Regions from separate parts of the Homo sapiens genome. Here region 2 is linked to region 1. A link is a contact called in ENCODE Hi-C data. All regions are on one chromosome and are shown on one strand. The core of a region is the stretch at or near the end of the contact, and the rest is flanking DNA. Distances in the headings are between cores, read along the strand shown. Region 1 has its middle 28 kb from the start of LACC1. Region 2 overlaps LINC00390 (long intergenic non-protein coding RNA 390).

Evidence for each region. A loop is a pair of places that touch in the nucleus more often than their neighbours do. Pooled maps may share reads with other maps.
Region 2: a loop to region 1 is called in a map of sigmoid colon, with 4 times the contacts of the local background. The contact joins two enhancer-like sites. A Hi-C loop is called at or near these places in 7 of 168 maps with a recorded cell type or tissue (MCF 10A, PC-3, Right ventricle myocardium inferior and 4 more), 1 of 37 single-sample maps with no recorded cell type and 8 of 50 pooled maps.

Annotation. Positions count from the first base shown.
Region 1 is chr13:43,905,503-43,909,880 of GRCh38, reverse strand. No RefSeq gene overlaps it. Among named protein-coding and RNA genes, the nearest start is that of LACC1, 28 kb to the right of the region's middle. Within about 2 kb of position 1,345, at least 2 of the 41 ENCODE cell types and tissues checked have a DNase peak (open chromatin) inside an H3K27ac peak, as active enhancers do.
Region 2 is chr13:44,125,680-44,130,166 of GRCh38, reverse strand. All of the region lies in intron 2 of LINC00390 (long intergenic non-protein coding RNA 390), which reads left to right. The region is part of intron 1 of SMIM2-AS1 (SMIM2 antisense RNA 1); the gene reads right to left. Among named protein-coding and RNA genes, the nearest start is that of SMIM2-AS1, 17 kb to the right of the region's middle. Within about 2 kb of position 1,511, at least 3 of the 41 ENCODE cell types and tissues checked have a DNase peak (open chromatin) inside an H3K27ac peak, as active enhancers do.

The sequences.
Region 1 (4,378 bases), core at 96-2,595:
AAAACATTCACCACCACCACCACTACCACCACCACCCCCTAAAAGCTGCTCAGCCTCCTGTATCCTTTTATGCCTAGTTAAAGGCATCACTCCTCACTCAGTGACCTAAGCCAGGAACCTGGCAGTCACAAAGTACTTTCTCCTTATTCCCATATTTGATTCCTCACCAAATTCTGTTGACTGTCTCAGATCCATCCCTGCCTCTCCTTCAGCACAGATTTTACTTGGTTCAGGCCTTAACATCCCCACCCACCCAGACTCTAGGGTTATTTCCCAGCTGGTTGCACATATCTGGTCTCACCTCTCTCCAATCCATGCCACATCCAGCCAGAGAGGATCTAAAATGCAAATCTGTTCACATCATCCCCTTTCTGTATCTTGTAATGGTTCTAATGCCTAAAAGATAAAGTCCTAACTTCTTTGCATGTCCTTCAAGGGCCCTTTTAATCTGGTTTCAGCCTTTCTTTTTAAAATCAACTTTGGCCACTTGCCTATATGCATCATACCTTCTTCCCATCTAAAATTTCAGAGTCTAAAATTGTCAGACTTGAAGTGCCAATGCATTTTATCTCACTGTGTAGGACAATATTTGACCCTGTATCCATTTAAACTAGTTGACTTACCTCTATATCTAAACCAAGGACCAATTTATTTCTTGATCACCTCTGCAAAGCTGATACTTTGGTCACCACGATGGCTGGTAAATGCCCCTAATATAGCAATTATTTGATCGTATACGCATTTAACCTACTAGAACTTCTCTACTGTCAGAAGGGCAGGGAGGGACATAGCAGATGCTGGCATGTGAGGAAAGTATATAGTTTGGCATTTCATATATCAGCATCACCATAACAACCACTCAAATATTTGTTGAACATTGGTGAGTCAATGATGAAAGAGTTTAGAAGAAGGAATTTCAGGGAAATGGAACAGCAGGAGCAGAGGCAGCAGTGAACTTGCAGTAGGCTAAGAACAACCCAAGGTAGTTTTTTTTTTCCCTGACACTGCTAAATTGAAGGTTTTTATAAAGGAGCTAAAGATGAGGAAAGTAGCCAATCTGAATAAGCTGTGACTCAATAAGTAGAAGATGAAACCAAAACATACCTCAAAAACTTCTGCCTGGGAGACTGGAAGATTGGTGACACCTTGATGGAAAACAGTAAGACTGAATTGTACATTCAGACCAGTTCTCACCATCTGAATTTGAAAAAGAAAAAAAAAGTCTAAGAGGAAAAACTGAATAGTTACTACAAATTACCTACAAACGTCCTTGCCAGTATGAGGATTTATGCCACCTGGTGGCAGTTTATCTAATTTTGTTATTCAATTCTTTACAATAGTGCAAACTCTCAAAATTTGTACTTACAAACTTGAGCACTGTGTCAGGCATGAAGGAGCTATTAAATTTTTTTTGTAGAATAAATGGATGAGTGGAATGTGTAAATAAATTATTCAATGAAGCAAAGCTCTGTGATGAAAAAAGCTCTGATCCAAAGGTCAAGACAGTTGGCATCTAGTTTCACACTAACTGTCGAGTGATTCCCAGGAGGTCACAGACCTCTCTCCCAGCTCTACCATTCCTGACTTTATATTGGGGTTTTAGTTTATTTATCTAAAAAAAATGATATGTAAAAATTTCTTACAGTTATAGTATTTGAGTTTTTTATATATAAATTATATATATATAACAATATGTTATATATAGCACAAACTCAACAAAAACTCAAATATAACTGTAAGAAATTTTTACATATCTTTTTTGTTATATATGTATATTGGGATTTTTATTTGAAAAATTATTAGCTGAGTTCAAAAGTCCTTGAAGAGTCACAACATCAGAGGGTCTGTCAGGAGTGATATGTACACTTCTGGCAGTTGAATTTGAACTCACAGCTGGAGGAAACTTGCTGGTTCTAAGTTCTCTTCTGATTATGTCATCATTGTTTCTCTTTAGCCAGATGTTTCTAATGATAGCTTTCTAGATGACATTCCTCCTATTTTGTCCAGCCTCCGAATCCCCTCCTACACAGCACATTTGACCCCTTCCTATGAGTATCCAGGCCATACTCACAGGTGGGGTTTGAAGGGTGAGTACACACTGCTATGTGGATTTTTTTCTTTTTAGGCTAATATTATGTTTAATAAATGGGATTATGCTATTGTATGTATTTGTCTAATTTTCTCAGCTAAAGCAAAAGATCTATCCAAAAGGAGGCTTTTTAAAAAGTCGTATTCCTAATACAAGGTCTTTATGCAATAGACACTCAGTGTGTCCTTTTCAATACTGATCTTTATGATGAGAGTTAAAAAGCATTATCCAATTTAGGGACCAGGGAGGGGCTATATAAGATGATTCGGAAGTACTAGTAGTGCCAGCAAGTAGCAGCGTGCTAAAATCACACCCCACAATAGTGGGAGTACGTCAAAGGGACACAGGAACCCAACTGAAAAAGCACCAATGGCCAATTTAAGAAAAACAAATAAAATAATATTAGATTATAATCTAAAGTATATAATAAATATCCATGAGTTCATACTAACTTAAATAAATGATTGAATAATGGGAGAGAGTAGACAAATCTCAGGTATAGAAGAATTTGTAATAATTGATGTAGATACTCCACCGTCACAGTGTGAAACACAACCCTCCACTCTTTAAGTGTGGGCTCTGCACACACTGCTATAGAGTGTAGTATGGGAAGGCCAATGAAAGAGTAACCTTGTGATAGAAAAACCTGGCAAACACTGCCTCAGTCAGACTATCAACAAATGCTAAGTCAGGTTGGTAGCACATACCCTCCATGTGAGGTAATGAGAATAGCACGTTACCTCTGTGGTCTTCCTCCCCCAAATCCATATCTTCACCCTAATCATGAGAGAAACATCAGACAAATCCCAATTGAAGGACATTCTGTTAATACAAAATACCTGGCCAGTGCTCCTCAAAGCTGCCAAGGTCATGAAAAATAAAGTCTGAGAAACTGTGATAGCCAAGAAGAATCTAAGGAGATATGACAAATAAATTGTAATAAATTATCCTGGATGGGATCCTAGAACAGAAAAAGAACACTAGGTGAAAACAAAGGAAATCTGAATAAAGTATGGAATTTAGTTAATAATAATGTATCAATATTGGGTCATTAATCACAACAAATGTACCAAACTAATGTAAGATGTTTCTAATAAATGAAACTGAGTGTTGGGTGTATGGGAACTCTGCACTATCTGTGCAACTCTCTGTAAAAAGTTTATTTTAAAAAATGGGTCAAATCTCCCATCACACTCATCAGAAACTAGTGCCATGTTCGGAGATGCAAGGAAACGTCAAACTATTACTAAATATCTTTTGGAAAATTAGATAGCAGAAAACTAGATAGGATATTTTAAAAGCAAGAATCTTTCCTTTGAGGCAGGAGGAAGATAAAAGATGGCTTAAGAGCAGTTATATATTTTTTATTTGAAAAAAGTATAGTTCATTAAAGAAAATATAGGAAAAACTACACAAATGCAGAAAAAGGAAACAAAAGCTTTCATAATTTCACCATCTAACACAACTAAGTTAGTATTTTATTTTCAGTTTTTAAAATATGTTTATTTTTGTGATTTCTTCTCATAGTTGTAGTCCTACCTGATTACACAATTTAATTTCTTGGAAGGTTTTCCCTCTCTTCATTGAAGACAATCTTACGTAGAGCAAGTTAATTGGTGCCATTCTGCATTTCAGACAGAATTAATTTAAGTGAAAGAGAACCATATGACTTTGCAAGACTATGTGAATATCTAGAATCTGCTCTATTTGTCTAGGAGGTAGTGCAGAACTAAAGGGGTACATATGGTACTATACAGAAGCTTAAAGGTCTATCTCTTGATTTCACTGTGGAGAGGGTATGATATTTAAGAAACAAAATGGAGAAAGGGAAAAGTCTATCACCAGGCAAGTTCCTTAGAACTAAGAGATAGGTTACAGAAATAAGAGGTAGGATAATAGGTATTTACCAGTTCTCATGCTAAGAGTATTGTTGGCAGAAGAAAGAATATGATTGAGAGTAAATGGTAGGAAGTATATAATATTAACATTATTATAATCTCCATAATCATCTCTAGGGAGGAGCTTGCATTCAGACAATACTGTTTCTTAAGATTCACTACAATGGCTATTTTCCAGATAAAAAAAGTTTGACATCTTTAAATTCCGTTAGATTGAGGCAACTAGAAACAGTAAATATTCTTGAGTACATACTGCCACCCAGTGGATATATCTGTGTGATGCACAAAGCATTTGCGAACGAAGAGGACAAAGAGGTTTTGACTATGATGCTAGTGTTAAAGCTTTGCTTGCATTCAGTGAAGGCCATAGATCCTATGTAATCCCAAACTG
Region 2 (4,487 bases), core at 262-2,761, 220 kb before region 1:
ATTGGCGCTATAAAAAACTATTCTCCACCTAATTTTTTGGTCCAAAATTATTTTTAAGGTTTTTATAGGAAAAAGTTTTAAACATAAGCTAAAGCAGAGGGAACAGTATAACTAGCCCCTATATAAGCATTATCTAGAGTCCAGAAATTTTAATTGAATTTTTCACCACTTTTGCTTCATTCATCCCCTTTTTAACCCAGAGGCATTTAAAAAAAACTCTAATTATAAAACCCAGATATGTTATTTACCCCTGTATACTTCAGCATGCATCTTTTAAAAATGTGGACATTTTCTTTAATAACCATAATGCTTTCATCCACTTAATGAGCATCAACTTAATATTAACAGTAGTTCCTGGGTATCATCTGAACTTGTCAATTGTCCAGAACATCACTGAAAAGAAGTCCTGTTACTCAGCCCTGTCACAAGGAGCCATGCTGGGAACTGACCTTGATTACACCTGAGGCCAATTCTTACTTGGTAGTAGTAGCAGAATCTGAGATTCATAATCACAAGCCCTTAACTTCCTACTCTCTGGCCTGGCCGCAGGACTGGCCTGGAGTCCAGCTTTCTGGAGAGAGGCTGCCAGGTTTCAGATAGCTGATGGTGTTTAGAGGGGTGTGTGTGTGTGTGTGCACCTAACCTAGGAGCCATCTTTGGGGTTATTAAGGTACGAATAGATTTCAGGGATGAGGGATAGAATTCAGGTGTCTGTGAATTTAGATGGGAAAAAAAGATACCTCTGAAGTTTTTACTAACCTCTAATGGAAATTTTAAATCTCTTTCAACTATGATGATAGGCAGCAAACTGCAGAAGTAGTTGCAGTATCTGTGACTGTCACCAATAGAAAGAAAATTATTTTAATATCACATCACATTATTGCAGGTATTGTCAAATATTGTGAATACTTATTACTTTGAAATTTTGTTAATTCTTTTCTCACCTCTAGATCTGGTTGTGGAACATGTCAGCAAAGAAACACACATATTATTAGATCACAAACTTGTTTTTGTTTCTACAATTCGGATAACTGTATTTCAGTATGCTTTGTTTCCTTTGTAATTCCATGTATTTTATTTTACGCATTTTAAAACAATATTCTGAAAAGGAGTCCGTAAGCCTTTACCAGATGGCCAAGGAAATTCACAGCACAAAAGGCAAAGAACCCCTGGGATGGAGCCAGCCTGTGTGGAGATGCCCAGAAAACATCTTCAAGGATTGTTCCTTGATTAATTCATCAATTTCTTGAACATAATAACCAGGGGTGAGAAATTGGCCCCTATAAGGAGTTCGGAAGTTGCAAGCGCCATGTGACAGCCTGTCTCCAAAATGACATTGCTCCTTGTGTTGGCATATGAGTCACAGACTTTGGCCAGCTCTTCTGAAAAGATGCTCCAAGTACTCCAGAGTACTATAAATATCCAAGGTATTAATAGAATTCCTCCCACCTCAAGGCTGCAGTTCCTCCCACTGCCTTCCCGCTGCATATTGGGCACATGTGGGGAGGACAGTTGGAGAAGCTCAGCTCACAGGCAGAAGCCTATGCGTTCTGTAGCCATGACACTGACTTGCCGTCCTGCGCGTGGGGAGAGGGAGGGAAAGCAATTTGTCTAAACTCCCTTTTCTGGAAAATGAAAATGATGCTACTTGCCACCTACCTCACAGAATTTGAAGTTAATCAGTACAGTTTATACGCGCAATCTTAGGAATATCACATTGTCATATCATAAAAAATTTACCAAGCTCTGCTAAATGCAGAGGGTAAAACTGACCAGCTGTTGCCAGAATCACATAGATCCCTATTCTTTACCTGAAAATTCATCAATCTTGTTTGCTTCTCACTGTCTAATGACTACTGGCATTATGCAATGAACTGCATATAATTGCTTATACAGTATATAATTGCCTTATACGGTAACATATCTTTAAGTTTTCTAATCAAGATAAAAGATCCTTTACAGTTATTTTTGCTTCCTACGGCCACAGCAATTTATCAGCCCTTGAATTTCACATTCACATTTGGTGCGGCTTTTGGCAGGGGTATGTAAATAACAATCAAACATTAAAAACAGGCTGGTAACTGTTCACATTAGCCCTAAACCGAAGATGATCCAAATGTCCATCAACAGTAGAATGAATGAAATAATTTATGATACATCCCCACAAAGGCATACTATACAGCAATGAGAATAAATGGACTATTGGCTATTGGCAAGGCCATGTATCAGTCTCACAAATATAAAGTTAAGGAAAAGAAGCCAGACAGTAAAGAGAACCCATTAAATTATTCCATTTATGTAGAGTTCACAAACAGGCAAAGTGAGCCTGGGGTGTTAGCAGTTAGAAGCGGAGGTTACCTGTGGAGAGGGAACAGTGGCTGGAAGAAGATATGAGAGGGTTTCTGGATGTTAGCAATAATTCTGTTTTTTGACTTGGGTGCTGGTTACTTGGATGTAGTCATTCTGTAAAACTTCATTGAGCTGTACACTTAAAATTTGTGCACTTACTTTTCTGTGTGTATGTTAAACTTCAAAACAAAGATTTAAAATTTTTAACAAAGAGAAAAGAACAGGGTACAAAAAATTGTTTTCAAACGCTCTTCTCCAGTGTATATAGCTTCTTGGAGAACTGGTGATGTTTGAAAACAATGTTAAGAAATCTGAAATTCTTGGGCAGTGCAATGGCTCATGCCTCTACTACCAGCACTTTGGGAGTCTGAGGCAGGCGGATCACTTGAGGTCAGGAGTTCAAGATCAGCCTGGCCAATATGGTGAAACCCCTTCTCTACAAAAATTAGCTGGACATGGTGGCAGGTGCCTGTAATCTCAACTACTAGGGAGGCTGAGGCAGGAGAATCACTTGAATCTGGGAGGCAGAGGTTGCAGTCAGCTGAGATTGTGCTGCTGCACTCCAGCCTGGATGACAGAGTAAGACTGTCTCAAAAAAAAGAAAAATCTGAAATTCTTAATTCGGATTTCTGGTAATATGAAAGTCACCAGAAAATAACCTACCCTGCCTTCTTTCCCTCCTTGGATTATAATCCTCTTGATTGACATATTTGTTAACCTTAGTGGGCAGATGTCATAAAACCAACCAGGATCTGTTCTAATGACTTGTTAAAGTGGCCTTAAATAAAGGGAGCTATGATGAGGGCTGCCCTACTAAGCGCTTCGCCCAGGGGGCTGGGTGATGATGTGGGTTTTGCTCTGACAAGGGCACTCAGCTAAGCCAGGGCAGTCAGGGCTGAGACCCGCTCTTTTTCGGCCCCTGTGATGTGTGCAGCATGGGGCTGGGTCAGCGAGATGAAAGGGAACCTTGTTCTAATTGGTCAGCAGAGAGGGCCTTTTTTCGCTAATTGGTAGGCCCAAAGTGGGTGCTGTTTTCTAAGCAGGTCTGCTTGTGTCTCCTACAGAGCCCTCTTTTTTTCATCACTTCCACTGCTGGGCTCGTGTTGGCCTGGAGCAGTGTCCCTGACTCCTCTGATTGCCTGCCTTCTATTTTCCTGCTTGTACATAGGAGGCCTCTGGGAACCACCTTCTTTCTTGTACTTCTCCCTTCACTCACACAACACACACCAGAGCACAGCCACAGCATAACCATAGGTTGTTTTTGTGCATTGTTGGGATACAATGCAGGAGCCCTGTTTAGGAGTCATTGAAACTCGGTTCCTATCCCAGTGCGTGGTGTTTAGAAGGAGCTTAATAAATATTTTTTCAATGAAGGAACTGCAGATTCTTCATACCTTTTTTGGCCTCTTGGGGTATTTGTTCTGAGTATCAGTGCGGTATAGTGGAAAGGGGGGATATCAGAATCAGAGCCCATGCCAGAATCCAGCAGGTTGCTCTTTAGGCCCTGGACAAATTACTTTCTTCCTGTCTCAGTTCCTCATCTGAAAAATGGGGATGATACATCTTCTTTGCAAGGGGCTGGGAAGGCTTACAAAAGCAAAACATATGTCGTTCCTTGAACAATGTTTGCACATTGCACTGCATGTTCTTCATTTACTCACTCATTCAATAAACATCCTATAAAGTTGGAATCAATGCCAGAAACCAGCCTGGCTGCAGTGATGCATAGAACAGGGTTCCCACTCTCATTGAGTGCAGAATCCTGTGTGGGATATATTTGTGATCATTAAATGCAAATAAAAAGTTCTTGTGGGTCTTATAATAGAAATACGTGCAGGGTTATATATCTGTCTATCCATCATTTAGCTTTCTAAGCATCCATTCTTCTATCTATACATGTACGTAATTCTTCTATCAGTATCTCATATGGTTTAGATCTCTGTCCCCACCCAAATCTCATGTTCAGTTGTTATCCCCAGTGTTGGAGGTGAGGCCTGGTGAGAGGTGTTTGGATCGTGGGGGTGGTTTCTCGTGAATAATTTAGTACTATCGTCTTGGTGCTGTTTTTGTGGTAATGAGTGAGTGAGTGAGTGAGTTCTTGCATGAGCTGGTTGTTTCAAAGTGTGTATCACCTCCCC